Linked DNA regions of Homo sapiens: region 1 is linked to region 2. A link is an interaction called in ENCODE POLR2A ChIA-PET data of the cell type or tissue named here. Cell type or tissue: GM12878. All regions are shown on one strand. Links, peaks and the distances in the headings refer to the core of each region. The heading gives the core; the rest is flanking DNA.

What was found. ChIA-PET counts read pairs that join two places held together with the same protein. Peaks named below come from ENCODE experiments on the same cell type or tissue, not always from the same donor. Only the 100,000 strongest peaks of a DNase experiment are listed, where the experiment ranks them.
Region 1: POLR2A ChIA-PET joins it to region 2 with 8 read pairs; 7 of 35 experiments call an interaction of 5 or more read pairs at or near these places.

What each region holds. Positions count from the first base shown.
Region 1 is chr14:69,001,245-69,017,877 of GRCh38, reverse strand. No RefSeq gene overlaps it. Among named protein-coding and RNA genes, the nearest start is that of ACTN1-DT, 30 kb to the right of the region's middle. RefSeq lists enhancers at 2,682-3,644, 11,810-13,009. In GM12878, for the core only: no CTCF peak of the experiment used is centred there; no DNase peak of the experiment used is centred there; H3K27me3 peaks cover 177 bases.
Region 2 is chr14:69,062,268-69,070,267 of GRCh38, reverse strand. DCAF5 (DDB1 and CUL4 associated factor 5) reads left to right here. Exons shown (of 9, transcript NM_003861.3): 8 at 7,757-7,884. Among named protein-coding and RNA genes, the nearest start is that of ACTN1-DT, 87 kb to the right of the region's middle. RefSeq lists enhancers at 3,409-3,508, 3,599-3,648. In GM12878, for the core only: no CTCF peak of the experiment used is centred there; a DNase peak (open chromatin) is centred at 3,347; H3K27ac peaks cover 754 bases.

The sequences.
Region 1 (16,633 bases), core at 3,270-11,269, 56 kb after region 2:
GCGGGGGTGGGGTGGAGAGGCAGGGGAGGGTTGGGGGTGGGGTGGAGAGGCAGGGGAGGGTTGTGGGGGTGGGGTGGAGAGGCAGGGGAGGTTTGCGGGGGTGGGGTAGAGAGGCAGGGGAGGGTTAGGGGTTGGGGTGGAGAGGCAGGGGAGGGTTGGGGGGGTGGGGTGGAGAGGCAGGGGAGGATTAGGCCCAAAGTGGGCATTATTGATTCTTGCATTCTATGAACATGCTGTATCATCCTTCCATTTACTTAGGTCTTTAATTTCTCTCGGCAATGTGTATACAGGTCTTGCTCGTCTTTCATTTAAATCATTTCTAGGCACTTCATGTGATTTTCAATAGATTGAAAGAATCAATATTATAAATATATCAATGTTCCTTAAATTCAATGCAATCCCTAATCAAAATCCCATCAAAACAAGCTAATTCTATTTATTTATTTATTATATTTATTTATTTATTTATTATTATTATTATTTTTATTTGAGACGGAGTTTCGCTCTTGTTGCCCAGGCTGCAGAGCAATGGCGTGATCTCAGCTCACAGAAACCTCCGCCTCCCAGGTTCAAGCGATTCTCCTGCCTCAGCGTCCCGAGTAGCTGGGATTACAGGCATGAGCCACCACGTCCAGCTAATTTTGTATTTTTAGTAGAGACGGGATTTCTCCATGTTGGTCAGGCTGGTCTCAAACGCCCAACCTCAGGTGATCTGCCCGTCTCGGCCTCCCGAAGTGCTGGGATTACAGGTGTGAGCCACCGTGCCTGGCCAAAACAAGCTAATTCTAAAATGCATAAAGGAATGCAAAGGGGCCGGGTATGGTGGCTCACGTTTGTAATCCCAATGCTTTGTGAGGCCAAAGTGAGTGGATCACTTAAGCCCAGGAGTTCAAGCCCAGCCTGGGCAACATGGCAAAACCCTGTCTCTATACAAAAATACAGAAAAAAAAAAAAAAAAAAAAAAAAAGCCAAGCATGATGGCATGTGCCTGTGGTCTGAGCTACTTACTTAGCTACTTGGTAGGCTGAGAAGGGAAGATAGTTTGAGGCTGGGAGGTTGAGGCTGCAGTGAGCCGTGATCGCACTCCATTCCACTCCAGCCTGGGCAACAGAGTTAGACCCTGTCTCAAAAACAAAAAAAACAAAAAAACAAAAAAAAGGATCTAGGGTAGCCAAAATAATCTTGGAAAAGAAGAAAAAATGTCAGGACTTACACTACCTGATTTGAAGACAATAAAACTATGATAATGAAGACAGTGTGGTACTGGGAAAGGATAAACAATGACATCAATGGGACAGGAGAGTTCAAAAACAGCACACAAAATACAATCCACTGATTTTGATGAGGATATCAAGGCAATTCAATGGGTAAAGGGCCGTTACATCAATACATTGTGCTGGAACAAGTAGTTATTCATATAGAAGAAATGAATCTTGACTTTCATCTCATACCATACACAACAATTAATTCAATTTTTTTATACACCTACACATGAAAGCTAAAACTCTAAAGCCTCTAAAAGAAAACATTAGAGACTATCTTCACAAACTTGGAGTAAGCAAAGACTGTTAAGGTAGGGACAGAAAGCTAAATAAGCACAAAAGAAAATTTCCCTCTGCTCCCAGAATCTCCCTCTGGGCTGGCAGCCCCTCCTGCACCTCCGGGTGCTAATACTTGTCCCTGATGCTCCATGCAGAGCCCCCAGCCCTGCACTCCCATCACCATGGGCTTCTGAAAGCTGAGGGTCATTGGGTAGCATTTTCACAACTTTTGCCACGATTTATTCAACATTTCCCTTTAAAGCATCTCCTTTTTTTATATATATTTATTATTTATTATTTTTTTTTTGAGATGGAGTCTCGCTGTGTCACCCAGGCTGGAGTGCAGTGGCACAATCTTGGCTCACTGCAACCTCCACCTCCCAGGTTCAAGTGATTCTCCTGCCTCAGCCTCCCAAGCATCTGGGACTACAGGCGCACGCAACCACGCCCAGCTAATTTTTGTATTTTTAGTAGAGAGGGGGTTTCACCATGCTGACCAGGATGGTCTCGATCTCTTGACCTCATGATCCACCTGCCTCAGCCTCCCAAAGTGCTGGGATTACAGGCATGAGCCACTGTGCCCAGCCTATTTATTTATTTTTGAGACAGAGTTTCACTTTTGTTGCCCAGGCTGGAGTGCAATGGTATGATCTCGGCTCACTGTAACCTCTGCCTCCTGGGTTCAAGCAGTTCTCCTGCCTCAGCCTCCCAAGTAGCTGAGATTACAGGCACACGCCACCACACCCAGCTAGTTTTTGTATTTTTAGTAGAGATGGGGTTTCACCATGTTGGTCAGGCTGGTCTCGAACTCCTGACCTCAGGTGATCCACCTGCCTCGGCCTCCCAAAGTGTAAAGCGTATCCTTTTCACTTACGTCTTGTCCTATCTATTTTAGCCCTGTCCTAAATAATCACTGCTGTGAAATTCCTAGTTTGATAGGTTTGTCATTTTTCTCCACTGCGTATTAGAATAAATTGTAACCGTAAATGTTTAAAATGTGTGAACAACCTAAAATGCTTTCATGTACTGCACTTAGGGTTTTTCCATGTTCTTGTGTAGGAATGTGTGTGAGCATGTCTGTGTGGGGGTGAGTGTGGGTATGGGGGTGAGTGTGGGTGTGGAGGTGTGAGTGGTGAGCATGTATGTGAGTGTCTGGGAATGTGCAAGTGTGTGTGCCTGAGTGTGTGGTGTGTGAGTGTAGTGTGGGATGGGGCTGGAGGAAGTCTAGGCTGACTACACAATGATGAGTCCTCGTCTGGGTGACCCACAATTCCCGGCAATGAGCCACATTCACCAGGAACCAGGCAGGGCAGAGGAAAGGCGTGTGGGGCAGAGGCCCCCACCCCCTTTTCTGCTCATTGCCCACAGGCCCTCAGAGGAGAGAAGGCTCTGTCAGTGGCCCAGGGAGTACCTGGTTACGGCCCGGCAGCCTGGTAACCATCACCAGGGACTAGGAGTACTTCTGGGAGCAGCAGGCGGGGGCAGATCCTTCACTGCTATATTTACAGGTCTGGATTTAGCACAGGACCTTGAGGCGAGGGACTGAGATCCAAAGTGTTCAATATGTTCTTCCCCCGGCAACCTTGTGCAAGGGGTATTTTTATAGGAGCTCAGAGAAGCCAGGAAAGTTCCTCAAGGCCCCACAGCTACGACATTCGGAGTGAGAGGAGGACCCAGGCCTTCTAATTCTAAGGTCAAAGCCTTTTCCAACATAGCAAGGAAGTACGGCACCTCCCAAAAGCACTGTGCCACCTGCTGCCCAGGTGTGAGAACCCAGGAAGGCGTGCCAAGTGCCACCCAATTTCATTGGTTCTTCTTGTACAGGTCTGCCTCAGTGGTCTCAGCTGAGTGGTTCTTGCGCCCATCTCCATGACCAACTGCTCAGCCAGAAACGGCTGGCCTCCCAGGCACAGGAGACCCATGAGCAGGGGTGATATTCCACAGAGCACCTGGCCTGCAAGGGCACTGACTGAACAGAACTAACTTCAGCTTGAGGAATGGGGGCAGGGTCCTGGAGGCGGGGCGGAGGGTGGTTCCTGAGGAGGCATCACAGCAGCCAGTGCACTGGGGACACTTGTGGGGCCTCAGGACGGTGGCTACTGACCAACCAGGAAGGAAGCACTTGCATATGTAAACAATCCATATTGCATACCCACACACTGTGGCTGCATGCCAGCCTTGCTCAAGAGGGCTCCTGTGTATTCACTCTTCTCAGAGGCAGAAGATGAGGAAGCTCCTTTCTCTGTCCCTCCCTCTTTTGCATTATGTGAACTGGGCCCCTTAGTGCCAGGCACAATACTGAAGATAAGAAGATAATAAAATCCAGAGCCCTGCCTGCCCCCAAGGAGCTCGGGCCTGTTTTCCCAGGAGATGTCCTCTCGATAATCTGGCCCCAGTGCTAGGCTGTCGAGGGGCCAGGTTGGTTAGTGCTGGTCAAGGGGCACACAGAGAACCCAGACCTAGTCCTGCATGCAGGCCCCCCACAGTCTTGTTTTGGGCCTCATAGTGGAAAATATACATAGGAACTAATAAGGCTAAAGAGGCTTCACATTAAAGAGAGCGGGATACATCCTGCAGCATGCAGGACCATCGCCAGCTCCGACCAGAGTGTTATTTGGGAGCCCGAGACTCCTGCATAAGGACCTGCCTTCATCTCACTTAGCCATTCCAAATGTTACTGAACACGAAATCACTCTAGGGGGGGTCATGGTTAGAGGTTTATTTTAATATATAATGGAGGCCGAGCATGGTGGCTCATGCCTGTAACCCCAGCAGTTTGGGAGGGTGAGGCAGGTGGATGACTTGAGGTCAGGAGTTCAAGACCAGCCTGGCCAACATGATGGAACCCCGTCTCTATTAAAAATACAAAAATTAGCTGGGCATGGTGGCAGGTGCCTGTGATTCCAGCTACTTGGGAGGCTGAGGCAGGAGAATCGCTTGAACCCAGGAGGTGGAGGATACGGTGAGCTAAGATCATGCCACTGCACTCCAGCCTGGGCAACAGAGTGAGTGAGACTCCATCTCAAAAAAAAAATACATATATATGTGTGTGTGTGTGTGTGTGTGTGTGTGTGTGTGTGTGTGTGTGTATGTATGTATGCATGTAATGGAGACAAACCTGTCAACTAGGAGCTTCACACCACTCTCATAGCAGCTGCTGCCCCCCACACTTGCTTATTCCATCTTTGGGTCTTTCTGCTCAGAACTCAGAGTCCCAGGGGAGGAAGCTGGAATGACAGCCCCAGCAAGACTGTGCACAAGGAGAGAAGGATTCCCCCTAAAAATCAAAGCTGGGCCCTGCTTTCAAAGGAAGGGCAGAATATAAGCTGGACCAACAAATAACAGCAAATATTCCACTGGTTTAGGAGGGAGGTGGGTGGTGCTGGGACAGGGCATGGACTTGGGGCCAAGGAGACATGGGTTAGAACCCGAGCCCTGGCACGGCTGGCACTGTGGACATACCCCACTTAAAACCCCACCAGGCTTCCACTTGCTCCTGGGGAAAAGCCTCCAATTCTTTCAAGGCTCTGCATGCTCTACCTCCAGACTCATTGCCTGGACATGAGCCATTACTTCTCTCTACAGAGCTTTCCCCCTTCCCTTCCTCTGTGTATACTTAACACCTCCTCAGCCTTCAGGCCTCACTCACAGCCTCATCAGCCTGGTTGCCTAAATATATATATGAAGAGAGAGAGATTGAGATTTTGATTTTAAGGAATTGGCTCATGTGATTGTGGGGGCTGGCAAGTCCCAAATCTATTGGGCAGGTCGGCAGACTGGAAATTCAGCTAAGAGTGAAGTTGCAATCTTGAGCTCAAAATCCACAGGGCAGCAGGCTGGAAACCCAGGCAAGGGTTTGATGTTGCAATCTTGAGGCAGAATTTCTTCTGAAACCTCAGCCTGTGTTCTTAAGCCCTTCAACTGATTGAATGAGGCCCACCCACATCATGGAGGGTAATCTGCTTTACTGAAAGCCTACTGACTGTAAAAGTTAACCACATATAGCCCAGGCACGATGGCTCACACCTGTAATCCCAGCACTTTGGGAGGCTGAGGCAGGCAGATCACTTGAGGTCACGAGTTCAAGACCAGCCTGGCCAACATGGTAAAACTCTGTCTCTACTGAAAATACAAAAATTAGCTGGGCATGGTGGCACATGCCTGTAGTCCCAGCTACTCGGGAGGCTGAGGCAGGAGGATCACCTGAACCTGGGAGGCGGAGGTTATAGTGAGAAGAGATTCTACCACTGCACTCCAGCCTGGGTGACAGAGCTAGACTCCTCAAAAAAAAAAAAAAAAATTTAACCGCATATAAAGAATACCTTCATAGCACCATCTAGGCTAGTATTTGACCGAACCACTAGGCTAGTATTTGACCAAACCACTAGGTACCACAGTCTAGCCAAGGTGACAGGTAGAACTAACCATCACACCTTCCCTGGCTTCTGGGGAAGATGGGCACCTCATCTGCTCCCCCGTCCTTACTTACATGCTATTCTGGGGGCTGTGTTCCCTTCTTCATAGAACTATGGCACTTTGTACTATTTATCTGTTTATCTTTGTTGTTCTCCCGATTTTCCACTGAGCTTCCATTAAAATAATTAAGTAGAAGGTCATTAGACTGAGGTGGTTTTAAAGTCCTAGGTTCTTATGTAAGTAAACTGAATCCTAATTCAAAATTAAAGAGAAAATTGGCCCAGTGCAGTGGCTCACACCTACACCTTGGGAGGCTGAGGTGGGTGGATCACTTGAGCTCAGGAGTTTGAGACCAGCCTGGGCAACATGGTAGAACCCCACCTCTACCAAAAATACAAAAATTAGCTGGGCATGGTGGTGCATGCCTGTGGTTCCAGCCATTTGGGGGGCTGAGGCAGGAGGGTCGCTGGAGTCCAGGAAGTCAAGGCTACAGTAAGCCACGATCTCACCACTGCACTCCAGCCTGGGTAACAGAGTGAGACCCTTACTCAAAAAATAAAATAATGAAAATGTTTAAAAAGATAAAAAAAATTAAAAATAAAATAAAACCGTCCAGGTGTGGTGGCTCACACCTATAATTCCAGCACTTTGGGAGTCTGAGGCAGGCAGATGGTTGAGCCCAGGAGTTCAAGATCAGCCTGGGTAACATGGCAAAACCCTGGCTCTACAAAAAATAAAAAAAATTACCCAGGCATGGTGGTGTGCACCTGTAGTCCCAGCTACTCAGAAGGCTGAGGTGGGAGGATCACTTGAGCCCAAGAGGCGAAGGTTGCAGTGAGCTGTGATCGTGCCACTGCACTCTAGCCTGGGTAACAGAGTGAGATCCTGTCTCAAAAACCAAACAAAACAAAACAAAAAAAAAGAAAAGAACAAGAAAATGAAACTTAAGTTCAGCCAATCACAGGTGGCCAACTGGGTGTATATTATATCATCTCGAAATTCCCATAGGATAGTCTGAATAAGGCAATTGCTCAAACATTAACCAGTCAAATAATTTTTTTGCTCTCTTCTGCATTCACCCTATAAAAGCCTTCCCCTTGTACCCCATTGGCAGAGCCCCAAGCCTGCTTTGAAGTCTCTGTTTTAGGGCTGGGTGCAGTGACTCATGCCTGTAATCCCAGCACTTTGGGAGGCTGAGGCAGGCAGATCACCTGAGGTCAGGAGTTTGAAACCAGCTTGGTTAACATGCTGAAACCCTGTCTCTACCAAAAATACAAAAATTGGCCAGGTGTGGTGGCTGGCGCCTGCAATCCCAGCTACTTGGGAGGCTGAGGCATGAGAATCACTTGAACTTGGGAGGTGGAGGTTGCAGTGAGCTGAGATTGTTCCACTGCACTGCAGCCTGGGCAACAGAGGGAGACTTCATCTCAAACAAACAAACAAACAAAAAAAGTCTATTTTAAAATCACCCTATAAAACCCTCTGTTTTAGAGATGCCCAATTCATGAGTTGCTATTTGCTCAAATAAACTCTTTAACATTTTAATGTGCTTCAGTTTACCTTTTAACATTCCTAAGGTGTGAATTTGTGTTATGTATTCTTAAGTCTTCAGATGCTTATTTAAACTGAAGATTTAGGTGTTTCTTTAGTTTTGATCAATTCTCAGCCATTTTCTCTTTAAATATTGCTCCTTCCTCATTTCTTCTTTGATCTCATTTTTCCCTCTATGTCTCTTAGCCACAATTGCTTCCATACTGTTCTTGCTGTGCTGCTGAGAGGGTGATTTTTTTCAGAGGCATCACCCAGTTTGCTAAGCGTGTCTTTAGCTCCATCTTGTTCTGCTGTTTAATCCATTAATTTTAATAAATAATCCTTTTTTTTTTTTTTTTTTGAGACGGAGTCTTGCTCTTGTCGCCTGGGCTGGAGTACAATGGGGCAATCTTGGCTCACCGCAACCTCCGCCTCCCGGGTTCAAGCAATTCTCCTGCCTCAGCCTCCAGAGTAGCTGGGATTACCATGCCTGGCTAATTTTTTTGTATTTTTTTAGTAGAGAGGGGTTTCACCATGTTGGCCAGGCTGGTTTCAAATTCCTGACCTCAAGTGATCTGCCCACCTTGGCCTCCCAAAGTGCTGGGTAAAATTACAGTCATGAGCTACTGCACCCAGCCCTAAATAATTTTTAAAGCTGTATTTTTCATTTCTAGAACTTTGTTTGATTTGTTTCCCAACATTTTTTAATATTATCTTGTTTCTTATTATTATTTCTTTTCTATTTAAAAATTCTCTAGAATTATTTAACCTATTTATTTTATAACTTCAGGTTTCTCTACTACTCCTGCTTCTTAGGGGATGAATTCTGATTGGTTTGGTTTGGTTTGGCTTTGGTTTTGTATTTACTGATTATCTCTTATGGTGGTTTGTTTCCCTGTGTGATTTGTAATTTTCAATTGGGAAACTCATTTCCAGTGGAAGGTTGTTTTTGCTGTGGAATGCCTGTGAGGCTGGGTTGTGAAAATGTACAGAGTACCTTGGGTTTTGCTTCTGTCAGGGCCCTAGGTTCTGGACTAACTTTTTTTTTTTTTTTTTTTTTTTTTTTTTTGAGACAGAGTCTCCGGTCATCCAGGCCAGAGTGCAGTGGCATGGTCTTGGCTCACTGCAACCTCCACCTCCTGGGTGAGGTTGATTCTCCTTGCCTCAGCCTCCCGAGTAACTGGGATTACAGGGGCACACCACTACCTTTGGCTAATTTTTGTACTTTTAGTAGAAAAGGGGTTTCACCATGTTGGCCAGACTGATCTCGAACTTCTGGCCTTAAATGATCCGCCTGCCTCAGCTACCCGAAGTGCTGGGATTACAGGCGTAAGCCACCGCACCCGGCCTCTGGACTAACTTTTAGATTAACTTTTTGGCATAGGAATCCTGGGACCAGTGGCATGCCAAAGCAGGGGATGAGGCGGGAGCAGTCCATCTCTCTCCTCCAAGTGAGGGAGGCCTGGCCTTTCCATCTTTCACGTGAACTTTTCTCCCACCCAAGACTTCTACAGTGAGAAAACTGTTGCTCCTTCTGCAGGCCCAGTTGGTAGTTTTTCCAGCCTTTCTTTTCTGTGACTGGGATACTCCTCAAGGCTCCAAGCTGTATTCAGCTGGATCAGTTCCAACTCTCCTGCCTCAAACAGCCTGGGGCTGCCTCCTGTTTTTGAAGGGGCTTTAGAACTCTGGGCTCTAGGCCTTAGGGCCTATATCTAGTCAAAACCTCACAAACCGGAGGCTTAGCTCTCACTCCATTTTCTGGCTTTGAGTTCTTGGAACTATTTCTGGAATCTGGGGTTTTCCTTTCTCTTGAGCTCAGCTTTGTATGTTCAAGTGTTTTTCTTGTATTTTATACAGCATTTTTATAGTAATGAGAGAGGGGCTGTCTGAAACAGTGCAATCTGGCATGTTGCCAAAAACCTTCTGCTGCATTGACCTGTGATTATTCAAGGAATATAGTCCTCTCCACTAGACCATAAACCCCATGAGGCAGGGGCTTTGTTGACTTTGCTGAATTCCCAGCTTCTAAAAAGGACCAAGCACATGGCAAGGGATATATATATATATATATATATATATATATATATATATATATATAGACAGTGTCTCACTATGTTGCCCAAGCTGGTCTCGAACTGCTGGGCTCAACTGATCCTCTTGCCTTGGCCTCCAAAGTGCTGGGATTACAGATGTGAGCCGCTGCACCTGGCCCCTCAATAAATATTTTTGAATAATGAACAAAGATACTCCCTCTAGGGGCATTAATACCTAAATCTTAGGGATGTTGGGAGAATTTAACAAGAGAATATGTAATATGCTTGCTATATGGTGGCAACTCAGGAAAGGTAGCCATCACCATAATTTGTCTGTTAAGGCAAAAGCTTGAATGATAGTTTCCCTGCAATTCAGCTCCCACCCTCACCTCAGACAGTAGTCCTGGCCCAGGATGGCAGGCAGGTTCTGTGGGTGTGGCCTCTTGCCACTTCCCAAAGTACCAGGTCAGCCCTTCCACCAGAACAGCCACAGCACTGTGGTTTTATTTTTATTTTTTTGAGATGAAGTCTTGCTCCGATACCCAGGCTGGAGTGCAGTGGCTCAATCTTGGCTCACTGCAACCTCTGCCTCCTAGGTTCAAGTGATTCTCCTGCCTTAGCCTCTAGAGTAGCTGGGATTACAGGCACCTGTAACCACATCTGGCTAATTTTTGTATTTTTAGTAGAGACAGGGTTTCACTATGTTGGCCAGGCTGGTCTCGAACTCCTGACTTCAGGTGATCCGCCCGCTTTGGCCGCCTCCCAAAGTGCTGGAATTATAGGTGTGAGGCACCGCGCCTGGCCTGGAAACAGAATTTGAACACTGATTTGTGTGTGTGTGTGTGTGTGTGTGTGTGTGTTGTAATATCTCCTTGGACATATTAGAAGGATAACCCATTAAGGACTATAATAATAATATATATTAAATGCCTATTGTGTCGGACACCCTCTTTAGTTTAATGCTATTCATTAACTGCTAGGTGGGTACCATCCCCCACTTTGTAAATGAGGAAATTGAGTCTGAGTGATCGTAAGTAACTTACCCAAGGTCCTGTAGCTGATAGGTCAAGGGCTAAACTCCTCTAACTCCCAAGCCCAGTCTCCTGCTGCCAAAGGATTTTCTTTCCTGTGAATGAGAAATTCTCTTGGAGCCCTGGTTCCCAACTTTGACTGCTTGCTGGACTCTCCTGGGAAGCTTTACAAAATCCTGATGCTTGAGTCCTACCCCCAGAGATTTTTATTTAATGGGAAATCAGGATTTTCTGAAGTTCCCTAGGTGATTTTAACAGGCATCCAAGGCTGAGCGCCACTGGCTTAGTGGGTTCCAAATCCCACATCCACCAAGGTCCTTGACTGTAAATGTCACCTGGCCTGACCATCCCCACGACTGGAAAGAAGACCAGAAAAGTCCAGGACAGGAGCCCACCTCAAAGTCCAAGGTCCGTAACTGGTGCCTGTAACTGCTTGCCCAGAGCCAAACTGGGAAATAGGCACCAATAATAGTAACAACATAATGGTGACAATAATGATAGCCAGGGTTCAAACAGTATTTCAATAATGTACTTATTGTGACGTAGCAGGCGCCTTGCGTACTTTACCTCATTTGTTTCTCACAGCAATGCTATGAGTGAGGTGCAATGAATCTCTCCATTTACAGATGAGAACACTGAGGCACAGGCAGGTGAAGTGGCCAGCCCAGGGCCACTCAGCGAGGCTGGGCAGGTTGTGTTCTGGACCACTGGCTTTTCTATGCTGCCTCTCCAACCCCGGGCTGCCTCTAACTTTGCAGTCCCTGGGTCCCCTCAGAACTCTCCCGCTACTCACAGCCCTAGCACTTGATTTGCTGAGGGCCTGCCCCGAACTGGGGAGGTGGGGGTGAGCAATAAATGTGGATAAGGGGCCTGGCCTGGCCCCTCCACTGGATCTCACAGTCTGGCAGGGGTGATAAGGCCAGAGTAGGTGGAATGAGACACAGAGGATGGGTGGAGGGCGGAGGTGGTGGGATTCACCCTCAGCCACCAATTGATGGAGAGATCCTAACCCTTGGTCAGCAGGCTTCTAAGACACCCCTGCCACCGTATCCCTTGAGGCCAATGCCTGAGGCTGGATCCCTGAGCCCTCTTTCTGCCCCCGCACAGTTCCTGGAGGAGGACCATGTCATGGTTAGGACACACGTGGGTTCAAGACCAGACACCTCAACTCTGCAGACCTGGTTTCCTCACCTATGACATCCCTCCTCGCAGGTTTGCTGGAAAGATTGAACCAGCTGGACACAGCCAGTGCCTGGAGTCGGCCTAGCATAGTGTGGGTACAGCCCTTCTCTCATCCTCACCCTGCACTCCTCCCAGCGCCCAGCCTGGCTGCCCAGCCACTTCCCAGCACCAGCTTTCCATGTGGGAATGGAAACTCTGAGAGGGACCACGTCTCTTTGTATTTCCCCAGACTGAATTGTTCACAGCTGGCAGCATGGCTGAATGACTCACCCCTCCCGGAAGGATGCCTGTGTCAACCCAGCAGCTTCATTCAGGTCAATGCTTATTCCCTGAGCACCCGGTAAGTCCGTGGCTCTCATCCCTGGCAGCACACCAGAATCAGGGGGTTTGGAAGTGGGTGAAGCCACAAGGCAAGGAAGAGGCAGTGGAATCAGGATCTCTGGGGTGAGGCCCAGGCATCTGCATTTCTTACACAGTCTCTTTCATAAGGTCAGCAGAGGGTCTTCGGTGTAAGACCAGGGTGTTTGCTTAATATACAGAGTTCAGGCACACGCCCACACCAAGTGAATCAGACTCTGGGGATGGGTTGTACAACCTGTTTGAACCCCTTTCCCTGCAGGATTTCTTTCTTTTTTCACAGAAAGGTTTAGAAACTTCCCTACTTAGAAGAAACCAGTGTGAGGAATAAATGAGCCCAGCTGCCGAAGGACGTACCCTTGGGATGAGAGGATGGCCAGGAGCTGGAGGAGGCAAGGGCTGAGGGCCGGGAGGATGAAGATGAATCTCAGCTGAGGGAGAGACCAATCTGGGCTAGGGAAGGTGAGGCTGGGAGGTCTCTTGGAAGAGGCAGCTACATTCCTCTCATTCCTTAAAGGTGAATTTCTGAGGGTAGAATTTCAAGGGGGCGAATGGAAAGGACAGGAGCAGTATCTATCTATATCTATCAATCTATTATCTATCGGTCTATCATCTTCCCCCAATCCCCTCCCAGTGTTAACCAGCTCACCCTGTGGCAGCAGGAGCCTCTAGAGCTGGGTGTGTTGGAGGTTGGTGTGTTAGACTGCTCGGGTTTCCACAACAAGATACCAGAGACTGGATGACTTGAACACCAGAAATCGATTTCTCATAGTTCTGGAGGCTGGAAGTTTAGGATGCCAGCAAGGCAGCTTTCACTCTGAGACCTCTCCTCTTGGCTCGTAGTGGCTGTCGTCTTGCTGTATGCTCACATGAGCTCTTCTGTGAGGGAGAGGGTGGTGAGGGAGGAGAAGATGGGGAGAGGGCAGGGAGAGCTGGGGGAAGAGGGAGGAGGGAAAGGAAGGGGAGGGAGGGAGACAGAGACAGAGCATGCTCACTCTCTCTTGTGCCTCTTACTAATCCTATTGGCTCAGAGCCCCATCCTTATAACTTCATTTAGCCGTAATTGCCTCCTTGAAGGACCTGTCTCCAAATACAGCCACATGGAGCGTTAAGGCTTCGAGGTAGGAACTATGGAAGACATAATTCAGTCTGTGGCAGTGGCTTCTCTGATGTCTCAGCTTGCTCAAAGGACCATGCTGGAACTCACAGCATCCTCCAGGGAGACTGGACCAAAGTGGGAAAGGGTGTGGGTGACTGTTGAGTCCCCCTCGTGCTCGCAGTTCATAGACTGACCTGGGGGCTGGGGGTGGAAGAAGCCTTGCCTGTGCCTAGGCCTCTGGAGACCCAGGTATAGGAATGAAGGAGATCGGGATCCAAATAGCACACAGGGCTGGCCTGGGGATCTCTGAGAGCCAGACACAAGGACAGCAGCCATGGCCCAGGGGAATAGGAGCTTCCCTGGAAGCAGCTCCGAGGGGCACTGCAGCCCCTTAGGCAGATCAGCCTGAGCCCAGGTGCCTTCCTCACAGCATGTGTCCGGAGTGTCACAAGCAACATGTATCTGTTTACTCGTTCATTCATTTATTCATTCAACACTTGCTATGTAGCAGGCACTGTGCTGGGCTCTGCAGCTCAGCTGTGCATGAAGCAGACAAGGCCCTGCTCTCATGGAGCTTACATATGAAACAGGCAGCAGGCAGGACAAGAAACAATCCAATATCTGATGTAATCAAGTTGGGCCATGAGTGTGAGGAAGAAGCATGCAGCAAGTTTCGGAGAGGGAGTGACTAGTGTGGAAGGTTCCGCGCAGTCCCCTGAGAAGACAGCAATGAGTAGAGAGAAGCCTGAATGGTGTAAGATGGGGAAACCTGCGGATCTGCGGGGAAGGGTGTTTCAGGCAGAAAGAACAGCAAGTACAGAGGTTCTGAGGCCAGAAGGACCTTGACACACACGAGGTGTGGCAAGGAGGCCAAAGGGGTTGAGTGGAGGGACAACAGAGTGCCGTGGTGAACAGAGTGAGGGGCAGGCAGGGCCGAGTCACTGGGACGAGTGGGGTCCACCTGTTTCTCTCCGTCTGATGGGAGGCCATGGAGGTTTTGGGCAAAGGAGTGGCATGACTTAGGTTTAGGAGGGTGGCTGGATGCTATGTGGAGAACAGATGATGGGAGGTCAGGTGGGGGAGCTGAGAGACCCAACAGGAAGCCACTGCAGGTCAGGGAGAGGAGGTGACACCTAGGGGTTAGAAACCTACCTTTCATTCACTTCCAGATGGAACTGACCACTGGGGAGAGGCGGGGTCCCCTGGAGAAACAGATGGGAGAGCAGGAGGAGTGAGGAATGAGCCTTGGCCTCCGACTTGTGGAGGTCAGGAAGAGGAGGTTGAACCAGCTCAGGAGACTGAAAAGGAGCCAGCGAGTGGGACCAGGCAAACGGTGTCCTGATGACAGTTCGTGCAGAGGCAAAAAAGAGGGGACGCTGACCTCTGCCAAAAGCTGCAGACTTGCCCAAAAGACGAGGACCACCCCAGACCATCCAGATGGGCAAGTTGAAGTTCATGGCAGCTTTGACCGCAGCAGCTGCAAAGCGGGGATGGGGACTTAGGCCTGATGAGAGTGCAGGAGAGAATGGGATGGAAGGAGATGGAGATGCAAGACAGGCAAATTAGTTGGAGGATTTTGCTAGAAAGTATCAAAGAAACGGAACCGTCAAGCTGGTTGGCCATGAAGGAGGAGGGAGGAGAAGACAGGGTGTGGCCCCGATGGCCTCAGGAGGAGGTTTTAGAGCTGCAGATCAGGTGGTCAGGGACTGTGTCAGTCACTAGGTGGGCTTGACCTCCCTGAGGGTGGAAGGAAAGAGGTTGATCAGGGGAAGGTGTTCTAGGAGATAGAGAGCTCTGCCTGTGTTTTTTCCCCCTAGCCTGAGACATCGCCATCTTTGTGTTTTGGAAGCTGTTTTTAATTTTATTTATTTATTTTTTTGAGACAAAGTCTCGCTCTTGTTGCCCAGGCTGGAATGCAATAACTCAGTCTCGGCTCACTGCAACCTCCGCCTCCTGGGTTCAAATGATTCTCCTGTCCCAGCCTCCCAAGTATCTGGGATTACAGGTGTGTGCCACCATACCCTGCTAATTTTTGTATTTTTAGTAGAGACGGGGGTTTCACTATGTTGGCCAGTCTGGTCTCGAACTCCTGACCTCAGGCGATCCACCCACCTCAGCCTCCCAAAGTGCTGGGATTACAGGCATGAGCCACTGTGCCTGGCCGGGAAGCTGTTTTTTAGAATCATGGAAAATAGCAACTAAAGAAAAAGATGCTAGCTGAAATGCTACTTCCTGATTACTAGCTAAGAGTGTAGCTGAGATAGAGGCTGGTGGTAGAAGGACCCAAAAGAAAGAATGAGCTCTAGGTAAAGCCGAAGGCTGAATCTGGCTGGGTAGGTCTGGTCAGAAAAGCTGGCCTGGCTGACGCAGCAAGCACAGGACAGGACGGACAGGATGTCAGCAGTCCACAGGCTCATGACCTGGGACTTTCCTTACCACTGGGTGGTGCATTGACTTAGGAACCTACTGGCTACAGTGGAGGACTGGTGATGCTGAAGGGCTCATGGACCTCTGGCAGGGAGGAGCCCTTCCTGCTGTCCCAGCATTCTCAGAAGGATACTCCTGCCCCACCTGGGAAATATGAGGGTGACTTTTGCATCCAGAAAAAGGATGTACCAGCTGGGTTGTGTCCATTTAGGGTAACAGTGACCCTGGCTACTCAAAGTGTGGTCCTTGGACTGGCAGCATTGCCATCAACTGGGATCTTGCTAAAAATACAGAAACTCAGGCCCCACCCTAGACCTACTGAAGCAGTGTGTATTTTACCAAAATTCCTAGGTGACTTCTATGCACATTAAAGTTTGAGAAGCACTGGCTTAAGCCACTGGTCCTCAGACTTGCTGCACTTTGGAATTACCTAGGGAATTTTAAAAGATGCTGATGCCTGGGTACCACCCTGCAGCTCCCCAACACTCCCAGAAATACTGATTTTACTACTATGGGGTATGGCCTGGGTACCAGGAATTTAAAGGCTTTTCACGGGATCATAATGTGCTGACTTAACCACTAACTTTGAGAACGACTACCTGAGGCCATAAAGATGTTTATCTGGGAGCTAGATTCCAGGGTAGCTCTAGGTGGACTCAGCAGCCCCAGGATATAGTGGAGGACTCACCACTGTCAGGATTTGTTTTGTTTCCTTAGGCTTGTTGCCTCATGATTAAAGATGGTTGCCATGCCTCCTAGAATACTGCACTTACAGGAGATTCAAAGGTTGGGAAGACAGCTCAGGTGGGAGGTGGTAGGAGAGCTTGTTTTGTGACTTCTCTCATTTTGTCAGGCAGGGAAAAAACTTTCCCCAAATCCCAGCACTTTGGAAGGCCAAGGCGAAAGGATCACTTGAGGCAAGGAGTTTAAGACCAGCCTGGGCAACACAGCAAGACTCCTGTCTCTACAAGACAAACAAACAAGGCCAGGTGTGATGGCTCACATCTGTAATCCTAG
Region 2 (8,000 bases), core at 1-8,000:
CTCTTGAAAATATTTATATTGCCTTTCCCTTCTCTTTCCCTGAATTCTTGTTAGAAAGGGCTTTAGGGTTTTCACAGGTTGAGTTGCTTTTCCAGAGCTACCTCTTACTCTAAGACCTTCTTATTTATGGAAAGAAGCATAATGTGATAGAGTTGTTAGGAATGGCTTTAAATTCCTGATCCATTTATCTTCCAACTGGGGGCTTTGGAAAAATTTCCTAATCTTACCAAACTCCTGTGAAATAAGGATAATACCACCACCAACAACAATAATACTTTCTTAGGATTATTGTGAGAGTACTTAGTAGCTACTCAACGACTGTTATTCCTCACTAAGAAAGCCTTCTCGGCTGGGCACAGTGGCACATGCCTGTAATCCCAGCACTTTGGGAGGCTGAGGTGGGAGGATCGCTTGATGCCTCAGGAGTTTGAGACCATCCTGAGCAACATAGTGGGAACCTGTCTTCACAAACTTTTTTTTTAAAACTAACTGCTGCTAGGCACAATGGCTCGTACCTGTAATCCTGGCACTTTGGGAGGCTGAGGCGGGAAGATCAGTTGAACCCATGAGTTTGAGACCAGCCTGAGCAACACAGCAAGACTGTGTCTCTAATAATAATAATAAAAAGAAAGAAGAAAAGAACGAAAGAAAGAAAGAGAACAGAAAGAAAACTGGGCATGGTGGCATATGCCTGTAGTCCCAGTTGCTCAGGAGGCTGAGCAGGACTATTGCTTGAGCCCAGGAATTTGAGGCTGCACACTTCAGCAACAGAATGAGACTCCGTGTCTACAAAAGAAGAAAAAGAAGGCCTTCTCCCTTTTTAAACTCACCTTTTAATAACTCCTTAGAGATCAAGACATTGTCCTTCCTTGCTACCCACCTGGAATGGCTGATTGAGTTGTTCTTGCATGAAGGCTGCCCTTGACTCATCAGTAGTTCAGGAGGGTTCTCTTATGTGACAAATTTTTCCCTGAATGGAAGGGAAAAACATGTATTTTTACTGCCGAGTCACTGTAACCACCCCCACTGGCAGTAGGCTGATGAAGTAGGCTGGAAACAGCTGTAAATGCATTTTTTTGGGCCTGCATATGTTTGTGTGCTCTGTCTTCTTTTTCTAGACATGTATTCACTCTCAGTGACTTAGGCCTAGGTATCTGCTTTTTCCTCCCATGTAACTGGAAAAAACAGCTGTTTTTAATTGGTTGCAAGTAGTTGGTTATAAACACATGTGAGGCACATATGATGAAAGAAGAACTCAGCATAACTGACTTTTTTGTGCAACTAAGCATTGATGCCTGTGGAGCTCTTTGAGCTGTACTGACAGCATTGGCTGTCCCCATCTGGCTTTTCTCATTTCTTAAGTAGTTATGTGGTCTCCAGGAGGCAGTCACTGCTCTGTCCGTATTGTCAGTATCCTTGATGGTCCTCTTTATGGTTTGACACTGGAAGACCCTGCAACTGTTCACTTGGGCCTTTTTGAAATGCTAAGAGGCTTGGATACCTTTTTTAGATGTACCAGGAAAAGAAATAGTCTATGCCTTGCAGTAAACTTTTTTTTTTTTTTTTTTTGAGATGGAGTTTCATTCTTATTGTCCAGGCTGGAGTGCAATGGCATGATCTCGGCTCACCGCAACTTCTGTCTCCTAGGTTCAAGCTATTTTCCTGCCTCAGCCTCCTGAGTAGCTGGGATTACGGGCATGTGCCAGCATGCCCAGCTAATTTTGTATTTTTAGTAGAGACAGGGTTTCTCCATGTTGGTCAGGCTGGTCTCGAACTCCCGACCTCAGGTGATCCTCCTGCCTCGGCCTCCCAAAGTGCTGGGATTACAGGCATGAGCCACCACATCTGGCCCTTGCAGTAAACTCTTAATTCTACCAGTGGGGTCAAGAATGAAATAGATTGTCTTAAATCTACTTACCAAACCTCATTTTAGCAGATAACTTTAACTTCAAGCTTTATTCCAGAGAGGATGATGAGGGCTTTAACTTCAATTTGTTCACTTATTGAGTATCCTTAGATAAGACATCATGTAAAGCTCTATGGGCCACTGAAAAATGAACATTTTTTGCCTTCAGAGAGCTTCCAATATAACAGAGATGAAAAAAGGATGTGCATGGGCACACACACAGACATATGCACTCGATGTAAAAGTGGCTTCTGAGGCCCATAAAAAAGATAATGAAGGAGGTCTTGAAGAGATTTGGGAAGATTGGTAAAGTTTTCCTGCAGTTAGCATTTCAAAGGACCCTGAAGGATAGATAGGATTTCAGCCCCTTTATTTCTCTGCTCCTGCTTAACTACATTATAGTAAAAATGCTGTAAAAGAATATCTGGGCCAGGTGCAGTGGCTCAGGACTGTAATCCCAGCACTTTGGGAGGCCAAGGTGGGCAGATCACGAGGTCAAGAGATTGAGACCATGCTGGCTAACATGGCGAAACCCCATCTCTACTAAAAATACAAAAATTAGCTGGGCTTGGTGGTGCGTGCCAGTAGTCCCAGCTACTCGGGAGGCTGAGGCAGGAGAATCGCTTGAACTGGGGAGGTGAAGGTTGCAGTGAGCCGAGATCACGCCACTGCACTCCAGCCTGGTGAGACTCCATCTTAAAAAAAAAAGAATATCTGGGCTGGATTAGGTGGCTCACACCTGTAATCCCAGCACTTCCGGGGGCCAAGGCAGGAGGATTGTTTGAGCCCAAGAGTTTGAGACCAGCCTGGGCAACATGGCAAAACCCCATCTCTACAAAAAGTACAAAAAATTAGCCAGGTGTGGTGCCATGTCCCTATAGTCTCAGCTACTAGGGAGGCTGAGGTAGGAGGATTGCTTGAGCCTGGGAGCGGGGGGTTGCAGTGAGCTAAAATCATGCCACTGCATTCCAACCTGGGGAACAGAGTGAGACCCTGTCTCAAAAAAAAAAAAAAAAAAAAAAAAGATACGAAATCGGCTGCAGGAAGATGGAAAAAAAGAAACATTTATTGGGTGATGGAGCCCATATGTGAAGATTTTTTTTTCCTGCATGCTTGTGTTCCACCATCTAATACACTCACATCTTTTCATTTCATCATATATTTATTAAAAACCTTACTATGTGCTAGGCACAGTTCTAGAGACTTGGGATACAGTGGAGACAGAAGCCCTGCTGTCATGGAGCTTATGTTCTAGCAGGGGAAACAATGAACAATAAACATAGTAAATTATGTAGTATGTTTAAAAGGTTAGAAGTGCTATAGAAAAAGTAGAACAGAGGAAGACGGGAAGTGGTATTGAGGACAGTGTCCCAGCATGATTGATAAATTGCTATTAGACCAAGACATCAAGAAATCTTGACCACATTGCTTTCAGCTTTTGAGTCAAAAACGTACTCATTCTTGGAGGACTTCATGAAGCAAATGAACTTGACACTAAACAAAAGCAACTGAAATTGGCTAGAAATGGGAATAGTATTCTGGCTCTTCAAAGGCCTGAGGCAATAAACCCCTGGCTGAATGTTATGAAAGTGGGCCATAAGTAGAGAAGGGAGGGAAATTAGGACATACACATTTCCCTTAGTCTTCTCTAGGGAGACATTTGACCTTGGCATTTAGAAAGATCTTTATCTGAATTTTGAGCAAGGTGTTTTCCCCTGGGATCCTGGGGTCCCCTACGGTAGTAAGTGGATTACTGATACTGAAATTCTGTGAGATACCTTGTTCTCATTTTCTTTTCTGAGATCTTGCAATAGATATGGTTATAGTCTTCCCTACCCCCCTACCATCTCTTCTAAATCAAAGAAAGATTAATATATGGGGACTTTGGCCTCAACTTAGGAACTAAACTTAAAAAGGAGTGTCAGCTGGCCAGGTGCAGTGGCTCATGCCTGTAATCCCAGCACTTTGGGAGGCCAAGGCGGGCAGATTATGAGGTCAGGAGTTGGAGACCAGCCTAACCAACATGGTGAAACCCCATCTCTACTAAAAATACAAAAAAATTAGCTGGGCGTGGTGGTGTGCGCCTGTAATCCCAGCTAGTCGGAAGGCTGAGGCAGGAGAATTGCTTGAACCCAGGAGGAGGAGGTTGCAGGGAGCTGAGATCATGCCACTACACTCTAGCCTGGGCAACAGAGCAAGACTCCATCTCAAAAAAAAAAAAAAACAGTGTCAGCACATTTGGCTAAGCCAACCAAAGCAGATGGCCCAGAGAAATGACTGTTGGTTTATACAGAATTTTATAAACAAATGGCAGCTCAGGAATGAGATCCTTTTTCCTGGGTATGTGGTATTTTATTTATGGGTACCCATTATTAGCGATTCAGTCAGGACTTAGTTCAGCAACCAGGGGGTGAAGTTGATCCTTACCTGGGCCCTTACCCACAGTCTTAAGAGATGACCCTGAAGGGAGATTATGTGGGTTATATAGTTCTTGGATAAAAATATGCCCTTCCTGTCTCCTTCCAATTTGATACTACTATTGACCAGCATGGTCTGATTAGATGACAGAGGAAAGGAGACCCTAGATTCTTTCTGATATTGGCATTTTGACTTTAGCTATTTCAAATTAAAGGAGAAGCTATCTGGCTTATACAAATTTCTAGGACTAATCTCAAAAAATGATTGTACGTAAACTGTTCAGTAGCAGCTATATTCAATAATATCAAACCTGGGAACCAGGAAAGAAACTATGAAAAACCTCTCTGAAGCCATTTATTGCTATGATTGTACACAGTCTTGGTTACCTTAAACAAATGGCCACTATAATTCTGCCTGTACCTATTTTCACCATCAGTCTCTGGGTTTATTGATTCCCTCTTCTTTTTCAGATTTCCTAGGTACCAGCATGGGTGGAAAGAAGGGCAAAAAAGACCTTGTGTTAAAATTGCTACCAAGAAGAAAAATCAGGGCTGGGTGTGGTGGCTCACGCCTGTAATCCCAGCACTTTGGGAGGCCGAGGCGGGTGGATCATGAGGTCAGGAGTTCAAGGCCAGCCTGGCTAAGATGGTGAAACCCCGTCTCTACTGAAAATACAAAAATTAGCTGGGCATGGTGGTGGATGCCTGTAATCCCAGCTACTCAGGAGGCTGAGGCAGAGAATTGCTTGAACCTGGGAGGTGGAGGTTGCAGTGAGCCGAGATCGAGCCACTGCACTCCAGCCTGGGCAACAGAGCAAGACTCCGTCTCAAAAAAAAAAAAAAAAAAAGAGGTCATATTGCATGAAAGTGCAAGAGAAACAGTTTTTCCATGGTCTGAATTTTCAGGCATTGATAGCCTTCAATTAGTCTTTAGATCTGATAGTTACTTTAATTGTGTTCCAAGTCAGAAAGATTGGTTTGGTTGATGCACTTTAGTTCTATGATAGCTGATTCTTTATATGAGACCTTCCAGCTGTCTTCTTTTGACATACTTATTCTAAAATTGCTTTCTTTTCAAACACTATGCATTCAGCAAGTATTTATGCACCTGGTGGACTTTGGACATTGCACCCCAGGTTCTAGGTATGCAAGAGTAGGTAAGACAGATCCAGTTCTATTCTCATCATGTACTCAGTGTCAGTGGTGTGATGAAATGGCTTATGGTAATGCTGTAGAGCTTGTGCTCAGGATACCATTGAATACAGTGCCCCTCCTTTTAATTTAGAACTTCAGAAGAAAACCACCTATCTAATAACTGCCTGAAAGATTTAGAAATCTAAATCTTTTGAATGTAAGCTTCTAACTCCATTCCTATTCAAACTCTTCCATCTTCCAAAGGCAGCTGATATGGTGGAAAGCATATTAGGCATTGTAGCCAGACTCTGGTTCAAATCTTGGCTCTGCCATTTTCTAGCTTTATGACTTGGGATAAGTCACTTAAATCCCCCCACATCCCCCCTCTTTTTGAGGCAGTAGGATTAAACAAGAGACTGTTACTAGATTTAAATCAAAGTTTCTTTGCTTAACCACCCCAGTGGGAGTAGAGGTAGAAGTAGGATGTTAAAAAAGTAAAATTCAGAGGACACCCATGAGCAGAAATGCTACTTGTCATAATGAACCTTATCTAGAAGAAATAGACCCAAAGGAACTTTTTGGGGATGGTAGGATCTCTCTGTCAAGACAACTATTTTTGGGTTCTTTAGATTCCTATTTATCCCTCTTCCCTAATTCTCTCTAGTTTATTTTCATTTTGACTGGCCCAGCTTCCCTTTCATACCACCTTAGGAAGCCAGTGCTAGGGGTTCCCACCATGGCAGTCTACATCAGTGCCTAACTTTTCCTTGTCCTCTTTCTCCATGAAAAATCCACTAATCCTGTGTCCTAGTCCCTCTCTTTTTTTATGGTTTATTAGCAAACTTGATGTTGGGCTGAGATATGAATACGATAAATATATTTTCCATTCTGGACAATTCAAATATTATTGTCAAATATGGAGAAAAATTTTGTCACCCATCAAATAGATTGAGCACCTAAAGCTGGCTGAGTGAGTAGATGGGTGCAGTCTGGAACCTTTTGCTGTCATAAAAAAGATATGTACGTGGCAATAAGGAGGTATCTCTTCCATGAGACAAAAGAAGAGTTGTGTTAGGGGGCCAAAAGCAGAAGATACCCCTAGAGCCATATTATTTCTGGGGAAGGGACATTGTTGTAGTCATTTTCCCTCCAAACACAGACATTGAGAAATATTTGGAATGAGTGTTTGAACAAGGTGGAGTTGGGAGTGGAAGGAGGCACTTGGAGCAGAGACTGTCTAATGATACTTTGTGGCCTAGTGGCGCCATGCTCCTGGTAGGGACTAAGAGGGGATCCCTTGAGTAGATAAATGAACACTCATTTGTTTGTGTCTGGATGCAACACATTTTGCCAGTTAGCCAAATGCACATGTTTCTCTGTGTGTCCTGAGTTGTCTGATTGCTCAGAAGGAACTTGATCAGAATTTATGTGCATGTGTTCTGGATGGATGTGATACCATTACCAGTGCAGTGGAAACTTTGAATTTATCCCAAGTTCATAAATGATAACATGTTTATCTATGTTACAAGTTCCAGGCCTCTGGCACTTTTCTCATTCACTGAAGAAGGAAGCCTATAGGATGATCCTTAAAATACAGCTTTCTATCGATGTCCTCTTGACTTTAATCTATACATGGTATCTTTAAGGCCCACTCTCTAATTCTGATTTTCAATACTTGGACCCTGCTTATTATGAAAGTGATCCAAATTTTTCTTTCTTTCTATATCCTTAGTTCTCCCTGCTATCGGGGGGAAAAGTATTCTCTCTATTATTTCCCCCAGTGGTTTTGGTTTTTATGGGGTTTTTTGTTTTGTTTTGTTTGCTGTCTTCATCATAGAAACTGAGGGCAAATGGATTAGAGATGTTTTTTGTACATTTAAGTCATTATATGCTTCTGGTTCTGCGTGTCCTTGGTCCAGCTGCCTAACTATTCCCAAGCAGTTCAGTCTCATTTTGCTCATGGTTGGCCTTTTCTAAGGTAACACTTGGATTCTATCTTGGGGATCAAAAATTTGAGAAATGTTTTAAGTGGCTTTGGTTTCATTGACAATGGAATTGCAGTGGGTGAGTGTGGGCAATGCTTAAAGGCTAAATAAAGGCTCTTCATAAGAGCACATATGCTGAGAGCTGTTTCATCTTCTCTCTTTCCATAGCAACTTATCTGTAAGATTAAGCATTCTGCTGGTGGTATAATCCAAAAATCTTTGCTCCCATTCAGAGCTGTTTATCTGCCATTACTGGAACCTATTTACTTTCATTCATTTCATCATCTGATTTTTGTTTCCTTCTGTTTTCCCAGGTGGCATTGGTAGGGTGGTCAACGGAGCCTTCATGGTGCTGAAAGGGCATCGATCTATTGTTAACCAAGTCCGATTTAATCCCCACACCTACATGATCTGCTCTTCTGGTGTAGAAAAGATTATCAAGGTGAGGCACCTTCCCCTTCTGTCCTTTTAGAGAAATTCTCACAATTTATAATTAGAAGAAACTAGAACAATTTATGTAGGACCTCATATTTAAACATACTAAAGGTCTATCAGAAT